Linked DNA regions of Homo sapiens: region 1 is linked to region 2. A link is an interaction called in ENCODE POLR2A ChIA-PET data of the cell type or tissue named here. Cell type or tissue: PC-3. All regions are shown on one strand. Region 1 overlaps PRKCG (protein kinase C gamma). Region 2 overlaps PPP6R1 (protein phosphatase 6 regulatory subunit 1).

Region 1 (4,000 bases), 1.4 Mb before region 2:
GTCAGGTACAAGTTACTGAACCAGGAGGAGGGCGAGTATTACAATGTGCCGGTGGCCGATGCTGACAACTGCAGCCTCCTCCAGAAGTTTGAGGTACCCAGACCCTGGCTTCCTCAAGGGAGCCCAGCCCAGCCTCCCACGGTTCAGAGCTGGCCTTTCCTTCCACCCCTGAGTGCCCGCTGGTCCTGGGACTACAGTTCCCAGAAGACCCTAGGACTCCCTCCTCTGCTCTTCTAGGGGACTCGAGCCCCAGGGTCTGATGGGAATTATAGTTCCTATCTATCGCCATGGCTTGAGGGTACTAGGGGCCACCAGCCCCTGTTCTAGGGCGATCCCCTGCATCTCTTGGGACCCTGACTCTCTCTTTCTTTTCTCCCAGGCTTGTAACTACCCCCTGGAATTGTATGAGGTGAGTAGAACCAGGGCGTTGAATGGAGGCAGTTTTTGCCTACTTCTCTGATTTCTTATTCCTCCTCTGACTTCTGTCTTCAATTCCCCACACATGAGTTGAGCACACATTTGTGCTAGGCCTGTCTTGTGCTTGCTGAATAATCCAGGATCCAGAGATGAATCTGACCCTCAAGCAACTCTCCAAGGTAGGGACACAGTCACAGATACTTAAAATACAGGAAGATGTGCTAAATTAGAGGTAGCCCAGGGCACTGAAGAGGCCTAACGGAGGCACTAATCCAGCCTGGGGGAGGGTGGTCAGGGAGGACTTCCCTGAGGAGGTGACGCCTGAATTGATTCTTGAGGTTTTTTAAAATTTTTTAATTTATTTTTATTTTTATTTTTATTTTTATTTCTGTCGCCCAGGCTGGAGTGCAATGGCACAATCTCGCCTCACTGCAACCTCCAGCTCCCGGGTTCAAGCAATTCTCTTGCCTCAGCCTCCTGAGTAGCTGGGATTACAGGTGACCGCCACCACACCCAGCTAATTTTTTTTTTATTTTTAGTAGAGATGGGATTTCGCCATGTTGGCCAGGCTGATCTCAAACTCCCAAACTCAGGTGATCCGCCTGCCTTGGCCTCCCAAAGTGCTGGGATTACAGGCATGAGCCACTGCGCCCGACCGATTCTTGAGTTTTTTATTTTTTTTTTGAGACGGAGTCTCGCTGTGACGCCCAGGCTGGAGTGCAGTGGTGCGATCTCGGCTCACTGCAAGCTCCGCCTCCTGGGTTCACGCCATTCTCCTGCATCAGCCTCCTGAGTAGCTGGGACTACAGGCGCCCACCACCATGCCCGGCTAATTTTTTGTATTTTTAGTAGAGATGGGGTTTCACCGTGTTAGCCAGGATGGTCTCGATCTCCTGACCTGGTGATCCACCCGCCTCAGCCTCCCAAAGTGCTGGGATTACAGGCGTGAGCCACCACACCCAGCCGATTCTTGAGTTTTAAAAAATCTATCAAGCATGATCATCTTAATCTCTCCATTCATTCATTCACTCACTGAATATCCTTCTTTTTCTTTCTTTCTTTCTTTCTTTTTTTTTTTGAGACAGAATCTCCTTTTGTCACCCAGGTTGGAGTGCAGTGATGCAGTCTCAGCTCACTGCAACCTCTGCCTCCCAGATTCAAGTGATTCTCCTGCCTCAGCCTCCTGAGTAGTTGGGATTACAGGAGCGCACCACCACACCTGGCTAATTTTTGTATTTTTAGTAGAGATGGGGTTTCGACATGTTGGCCAGGCTGGTCTCGAACTCCTGACCTCAAGTGATCCACCCGCCTTGGCCTCCCAAAGCGCTGAGATTAGAGGCGTGAGCGACCACGCCCAGACGAATACCCATTTTCTAGGGTGTCATAAGCCAGGCCCTGTTCTGGGAATAGAATCAGGCCATTCCCTGGTGGAGCTCTTCTTCTAGTGGAGGACAAAGTTACAAACCCAGACATTCACAACGAGGAGCAATGCTGCTGTAATGGAGACAGCCTCAGGCACTGGGGCGTCCCTGGCACAGCCTGAGTCAGAGAAAGCTTCCTAGAGAGGTGAGACCTGGTAGAAGGGCGGGATTTCCCAAAGGAGAGACCAGATTTTCAGGCAGGAGGAAGTAATGCTCTCTCCCTCATTTACCCTTTCAAAAAATACTTTACAGAGCATCTTTGTGTGCCAGGCGTGGCTCTACTCACTGGGGATATAGAGAAAGCAGGGAAAGAACAAACAAACAAACAAAAAAGTTCCTTTCCTTATGGGATTTACACCGGGAGGAAGACATTAAACAAAATATATAAGCATATGATAGACTGGGCACGATGCCTCATGTCTGTGATCCTAGTAAGGCGGGCGGATCACCTGAGGTCAGGAGTTTGAGACCAGCCTGGCCAGCGTGGCAAAACCCCATCTCTACTAAAAAATACAAAAATCAGCTGGGCATGGTGGAGGCGCCTGTAATCCCAGCTACTCGGAAGGCTGAGGCAGGAGAATTGCTGGATTCCGGGAAGTAGAGGCTGCAGTGAGCCCAGATCGCTCCACTGCACTCCAGCCTGGATGACAGAGGGAGACTCTGTCTCAAAAAAAAAAAAAAAAAAAAAGAAGACAAGAATCTTCAAGATTCAACAACAGCAACAACATGTTATAGTCTTTACTGGACTCTTACAGAAACTTTCACCAGAGTTTTTAATGTTGTGTGTGGGGGTTCACCTGCATCAGAATTCCTAGAGTGCTTGCTTTTAAAAGCACATTCCCCAGCCTTTCTGCAGACCTACTCAGTGACGATCTCTCTGATGCCTCAAATGTCTGCCTACTAAATTAATTCCTCAGGTGATCCTTTTGCAAAGTTAAGTTTGAGAATGGGCTCTGCGGCCGGGCGCAGTGGCTCACGCCTGTCATCCCAGCACTTTGGGAGGCCAAGGCGGGTGGATCACGAGGTCAGGAGATCGAGACCATCCTGGCTAACACGGTGAATCCCCGTCTCTACTAAAAATACAAAAAAATTAGCTGGGCGTGGTGGTGGGTGCCTGTAGTCCCAGGTACTCAGGAGGCTGAGGCAGGAGAATGGCATGAACCTGGGAGGTGGAGCTTGCAATGAGCCGAGATCGTGCCACTGCACTACAGCCTGGGTGACAGAGCGAGACTCTATCTCAGAAAAAAAAAAAAAAGAGAGAATGGGCTCTGCAGGAGACAAGGGTACCAGCGGGAGGACATTCTGAGCCAAAGAGGTAGAGTCTTTTGAGATCAGCAGGGATGATCCTCCCGTACAAACCCAAGAAACCCAGCAGGGCAGATGGTGGGCAAAGGCCTAGAGGCAGGGAGTGTAGGGTGGTGTGTGTGCCTGTTGTGGCTCACAGCACTCTCCCACAGTTCAGCAGGCACCACTTAATATTACCAATGAACACCAACTCTGTGCCAAGCCTTGAGCTAGGTACGGGGCTAACAACACAGCAAACAGAAACAGCCCTGATTATTATTATTATTATTATTATTATTATTATTATTATTATTATTATGTATTTATCTATTTGAGACACAGTCTCGCTCTGTCGCCCAGGCTGGAATGCAGTGGAGCGATCTCAGCTCACTGCAACCTCTGCCTCCCGGGTTCAAGCGATTCTCCTGCCTTGGCCTCCCAAGTAGCTGGGACTACAGGCATGTGCCACCATGTCCTACTAATTTTTATATTGCTAGTAGAGATGGGGCTTCGCCATGTTGGCCAGGCTGGTCTTGAACTCCTGACCTCAGGTGATCTGCCCACCTCGGCCTCCCAAAGTGCTGGGATTACAGGCATGAGCCACCGCACCCAGCCCTCAACAAATATTTATGTAGCCTCAATGAGGTAGGCAGTGTTACTGTGTCTTAGCGAACAAAGCAGACCCCTGCCTTAGGGAGCTCACAGGCAGAAAGCAGATAGTCACACAGATAGATGTAAATTACTAAGAATAAAAGTGCCAGGAAGGTGCTGTCCATGGTGACCAAGGGGTGGTAAGAGAGGCATCTGACCCAGTTTAAAAAGTCAGGCGAGGCCTCTATGAAGTGATGCTTGAGTCAAGGTCTAAAGGGTGTTTGGGA
Region 2 (4,000 bases):
GTTAGCCAGGCTGGCCTTGAACTCCTAACCTCAGGTGATCCGCCCACCTGGGCCTCTCAAAGTGTTGGGATTACAGGCATGAGCCACCATGCCCAGACTCCCAATATTCCTTCTAAGGTTGGGTGTGGTGGCTCACGCCTATAATCCCAGCACTTTGGGAGGCCCAGGCAGGCAGATCACCCGGGGTCAGGAGTTTGACACCAGTCTGGCCAACATGATGAAACCCCGTGTCTACTAAAAATACAAAAATTAGCCGGGCATGGTGGTGTGTGCCTATAGTCCCAGCTACTCGGGAGGCTGAGGCAGGAGAACTGCCTGAACCCGGGAGCGGAGGTTGCAGTGAGTCGAGATTGCGCCACTGCACTCCAGCCTGGGTGGCAGAGCAACACTCTGTCTCGGAAAAAAAAAAAAATCCTTTTAAAGCACAAACATGAGTACCCGCACCTGCTCGGTGATGTGCACTCCACCAAGCCTGCATCCAGGCTCTCGTGCCCCTGCCCAGCCAGCTCACTGACTGACCTCCATGCCCACGGTGACCCCAGTGCCCTGGGGAGGCCGTGCCCCATGCCACCTCGCCAGTGCTCCTGGGGCTGCCACTTCAGGTGTCTCCTGCACAGCCCGTGGCTGCCTGAGGCACAGTGCTGGATGGATATCCAGGAGGCCCTGCGGGTCTGGGTGGATGGGGGCATTCCAGGCAATGATGTCGATGGTATCAGCCACTGCGCTCCAGCACCTGCACTGCGCTGACTACTCTGAAAAGGACTTCACAGCCATCACCTCCACCAACTCTCACAACCACCCTCCAGGGAATGGCCTTATTTTACAGGAGAGGAAACTGAGGCACACCAAAGTAAATGCCTATGCCCCGATCCAGGGGTTGGCGGGCAGTGAAGCTGGCACTCTCAGCTTTCAGAAGTTGTATTTTCAGGGTGCAGAGCCCTTGTCCCAGCACAGGGCCTGTGTAGTGGACACTTAAGGGATGAATGAGCGAGTTCCCGCTGAGCCGGCTCCAGCACTTGCTCTGCCTGAGGGACTAGCCCTGGCCACAGTGACCCCGACTCTCACCTCAGGGAGGAGCCTGCCATTTCCAGGCCCACCCTGAAGGGACCTGTCTGGATGGTAAACTCCCTGTCCACCTTGTCCCCAGCTGCTAGTGCTTACTCAACAGACATCCCTGGATTCAGGATGGAGGGCTGTGGTCCTCAGGACCCTCCCAGCCCAGCTGTGACAGCACAGTTCGGCCAGAGGCCTGAGTTCTCCTCCAACCCAGCACCACCAGAAATCTAGGGACTTATCAGGCCTCCCACCCCGACCCAGGCACCGCTGACCTCCCCAAACATAACCATCCCACCCCTTCTGCCTGCATGACCACCACTTGACGGCAGGCCCCCCACACTCGACCGCAGGCGACCCCTGCTCGTTCCCTCTCCCCACAGCCATGCAGAGCTTGCTGAAGGGAAAATCAGAACCGCCCTCTCATCGGGTCAGCGCCTGGGACCCTCAATGACCTCCCACTCCCTACTTGCCCTGGCCAAGCTGGCCTTCTGTTTTCAGAACACACTAAGCTTGGGTCTACCCCAGCGACTTTGTCCTAATAACTCACTTTCTCATCCTCAGATCTCTTACTAAGCATTCACCTCACAGAAGGGCCTTCCCTGGCCTGCCTGGCTCAAGCAGCCCCCAGCCCCGCCTTTGTCCACCACTGTCTCCCTGTCTCCCTGAGCTGTGCGTTCTGACCTGCCGCCTGGAAGCATCTCTGTGACACAGCAATGAAGCACTGGAGGTACACACTCGTGGCCCTACAATGCTTCCTCTAGAACCTTCCCCCTAGGTTACCATGGGCACCTGAGGGCAGCACCTAGCATGGAACCTGGCCCTGGCAATAAACGCTCACAAGTATTAGCTGAAAAGCAAACCTCATTTTCACAAGGCCCCAGCTCCTCCCAGGCAGGAGGCTGCCGTACCTGTCAGGGCGTTAGACGAAGTGAAATCACTCCCACTCCGGCCCCTCCCAGCCACTCCTACGGGGTCCCTAAATCAGGAGGTGGGGGAAAGTGCAAGATCGCCCTGGGCAGGCAATGGGTGTGTATTTTCCCCTGTGTCAAGAGTGACGAAGGCACCACCACCTCACAAGGAAATACAACTGTTTCCCTTCCTTGCTCCGGGAACCTCTGTGTGCACAGTGGTAACTCCCCACCTCCCCACTTCTGCCCAGATGCTAGACCTCCTCAAGGGACCATCCCCTACTTCCCAGCCCGCTTGACAAGGAATGCGACAGGCCGACCACCAAGTGTCCATGTCACAGATGAGAAAACTCAGGCTCAGCAAAGGTGACTCACCAGCGTGCTGAGGGAAGCGGGAGGGGGAATGGATTTCCTGATCTGGGTGTACCTGGGACCAGAATAATCTCAAGGGGCAACCGCCAAATTTATCATGACTCTGCCAATTTCCGGCCTAAGGCTGTGGCGAGCAAAGCACCGAGACGTGGCAAGCACACACACACAGCCTCTTTCTCCGTGGGAGACCAAGCAGGCTGATAGGCTGCCCATGCCATGCCAGCAAAGCCAGTCCCAAGGAACCACACACTGCAGGCCTCCAACTATGTGAAGCATCCAGAACAGGCAAATCCATAGAGACAGAAAAGAGCTTACAGGCTTCCAGGAGCTGGCGGGGATTGGGCGAAGTTCCTGAAAGGAAAGGGTGATTAAAAAAAAGTTCCAAAATCAATTGTGGTGATGTTTCCACAACGTTGTGAATACACTAAGAACCACTGAATTGTACCCTTTATTTATTATTTTTTTTCTTGAGACAGAGTCTCTCTCTGTCACCCAGCCTGGAGTGCAGTGGCGCGATCTCGGCTCACCGCAACCTCCAGCTCCTGGGTTCAAGCATATCTCCTGCCTCAGCCTCCCGAGTAGTGGGGACTACAGGTGCGCACCACCATTCTTGGCTGATTTTTTTTTTTTTTTTTTTTGAGACAGAGTTTCGCTCTGTCACCCAGGCTGGAGTGCAGCGGCGCGATCTCGGCTCACTGCAATCTCCGCCTCCCGGTTTTAAGCAATTCTCCCACCTCAGCCTGAGTACCTGGGATTACAGGAGTGCGCCACCACACCCAGCTAATTTTTGTGTGTGTTTTTTTAGTAAAGACGGGGTTTCACCATATTGGCCAGGCTGGTCTCGAACTACTGACCTTGTGATCCGCCTGCCTGGGCCTCCCAAAGCACTGGGATTACAGGCATGAATCACCACGCCCGGCCTAATTTTTGCATTTTTTTAGTACAGACGGGGTTTCACCACGTTGGCCAGGCTGGTCTTGAATGCCTGACCTCAAGTGATCTGCCTGCCTCGGCCTCCCAAAGTGCTGGGCTTACAGGCGTGAGCCACTGCGCCTGGCTGTACACTCTAAATGGATGAACTGTACAGAATATCTCAATAAAAACTGTTGGGGGAAAAAAAAAAACCTGCCTCAGGCCATCGGCCATGGCAGGGACAGAGCCAGGGCCAGGCTCAGGCCTTGCACTATGTCCCAGCGTCCGCAGAGCTGATGAGATGCCGGCCAGCCTGGCAGAGCTGAAGCTGCCAAGGCTCAGCCCTGGGGCACTCACCCAGGTTACCCCTTCCCCATCCCTCACCACCAACAGCTCTAAGCTAAGTGAGCCCCTCCACAGTGGGGACGGGATAGGAGCAGCACCAAGCCAGCATCTGTAGAAAATCCATGGACCCGCACTTGCAGAGACACTTGTCTCGGCTCCACATCAAGACCAAGTAAAGAATTCTTATTATTCCGACAGAGTCTCATGTGGAAGAGGGGCCCAGAGGGGTGGAGCCACATGGCTAGCAAGAGGCTTCCAGTGTGCCCTGGTCTCTAAACAACAGGCAGAAATTCTCACACTGAGGCCCACCGTTCACTTCTAAGATACCTGATTAAAGGGCACAGGCATGGCCCTCGGCCCCCAAACCCCCTACCCCTGGTACAGACTAACCATCTGCTTCGGGGAAA

The links. ChIA-PET counts read pairs that join two places held together with the same protein. Peaks named below come from ENCODE experiments on the same cell type or tissue, not always from the same donor. Only the 100,000 strongest peaks of a DNase experiment are listed, where the experiment ranks them.
Region 1: POLR2A ChIA-PET joins it to region 2 with 6 read pairs; 1 of 35 experiments calls an interaction of 5 or more read pairs at or near these places.

What each region holds. Positions count from the first base shown.
Region 1 is chr19:53,892,983-53,896,982 of GRCh38, forward strand. It overlaps PRKCG (protein kinase C gamma), which reads left to right. Exons shown (of 18, transcript NM_002739.5): 8 at 6-93; 9 at 380-409. Among named protein-coding and RNA genes, the nearest start is that of PRKCG, 13 kb to the left of the region's middle. RefSeq lists an enhancer at 1-144. In PC-3, no CTCF peak of the experiment used is centred here; a DNase peak (open chromatin) is centred at 1,959.
Region 2 is chr19:55,249,443-55,253,442 of GRCh38, forward strand. All of the region lies in intron 1 of PPP6R1 (protein phosphatase 6 regulatory subunit 1), which reads right to left. Among named protein-coding and RNA genes, the nearest start is that of MIR6803, 6.2 kb to the left of the region's middle. RefSeq lists an enhancer at 2,134-2,283. In PC-3, no CTCF peak of the experiment used is centred here; a DNase peak (open chromatin) is centred at 2,389; H3K27ac peaks cover 1,710 bases.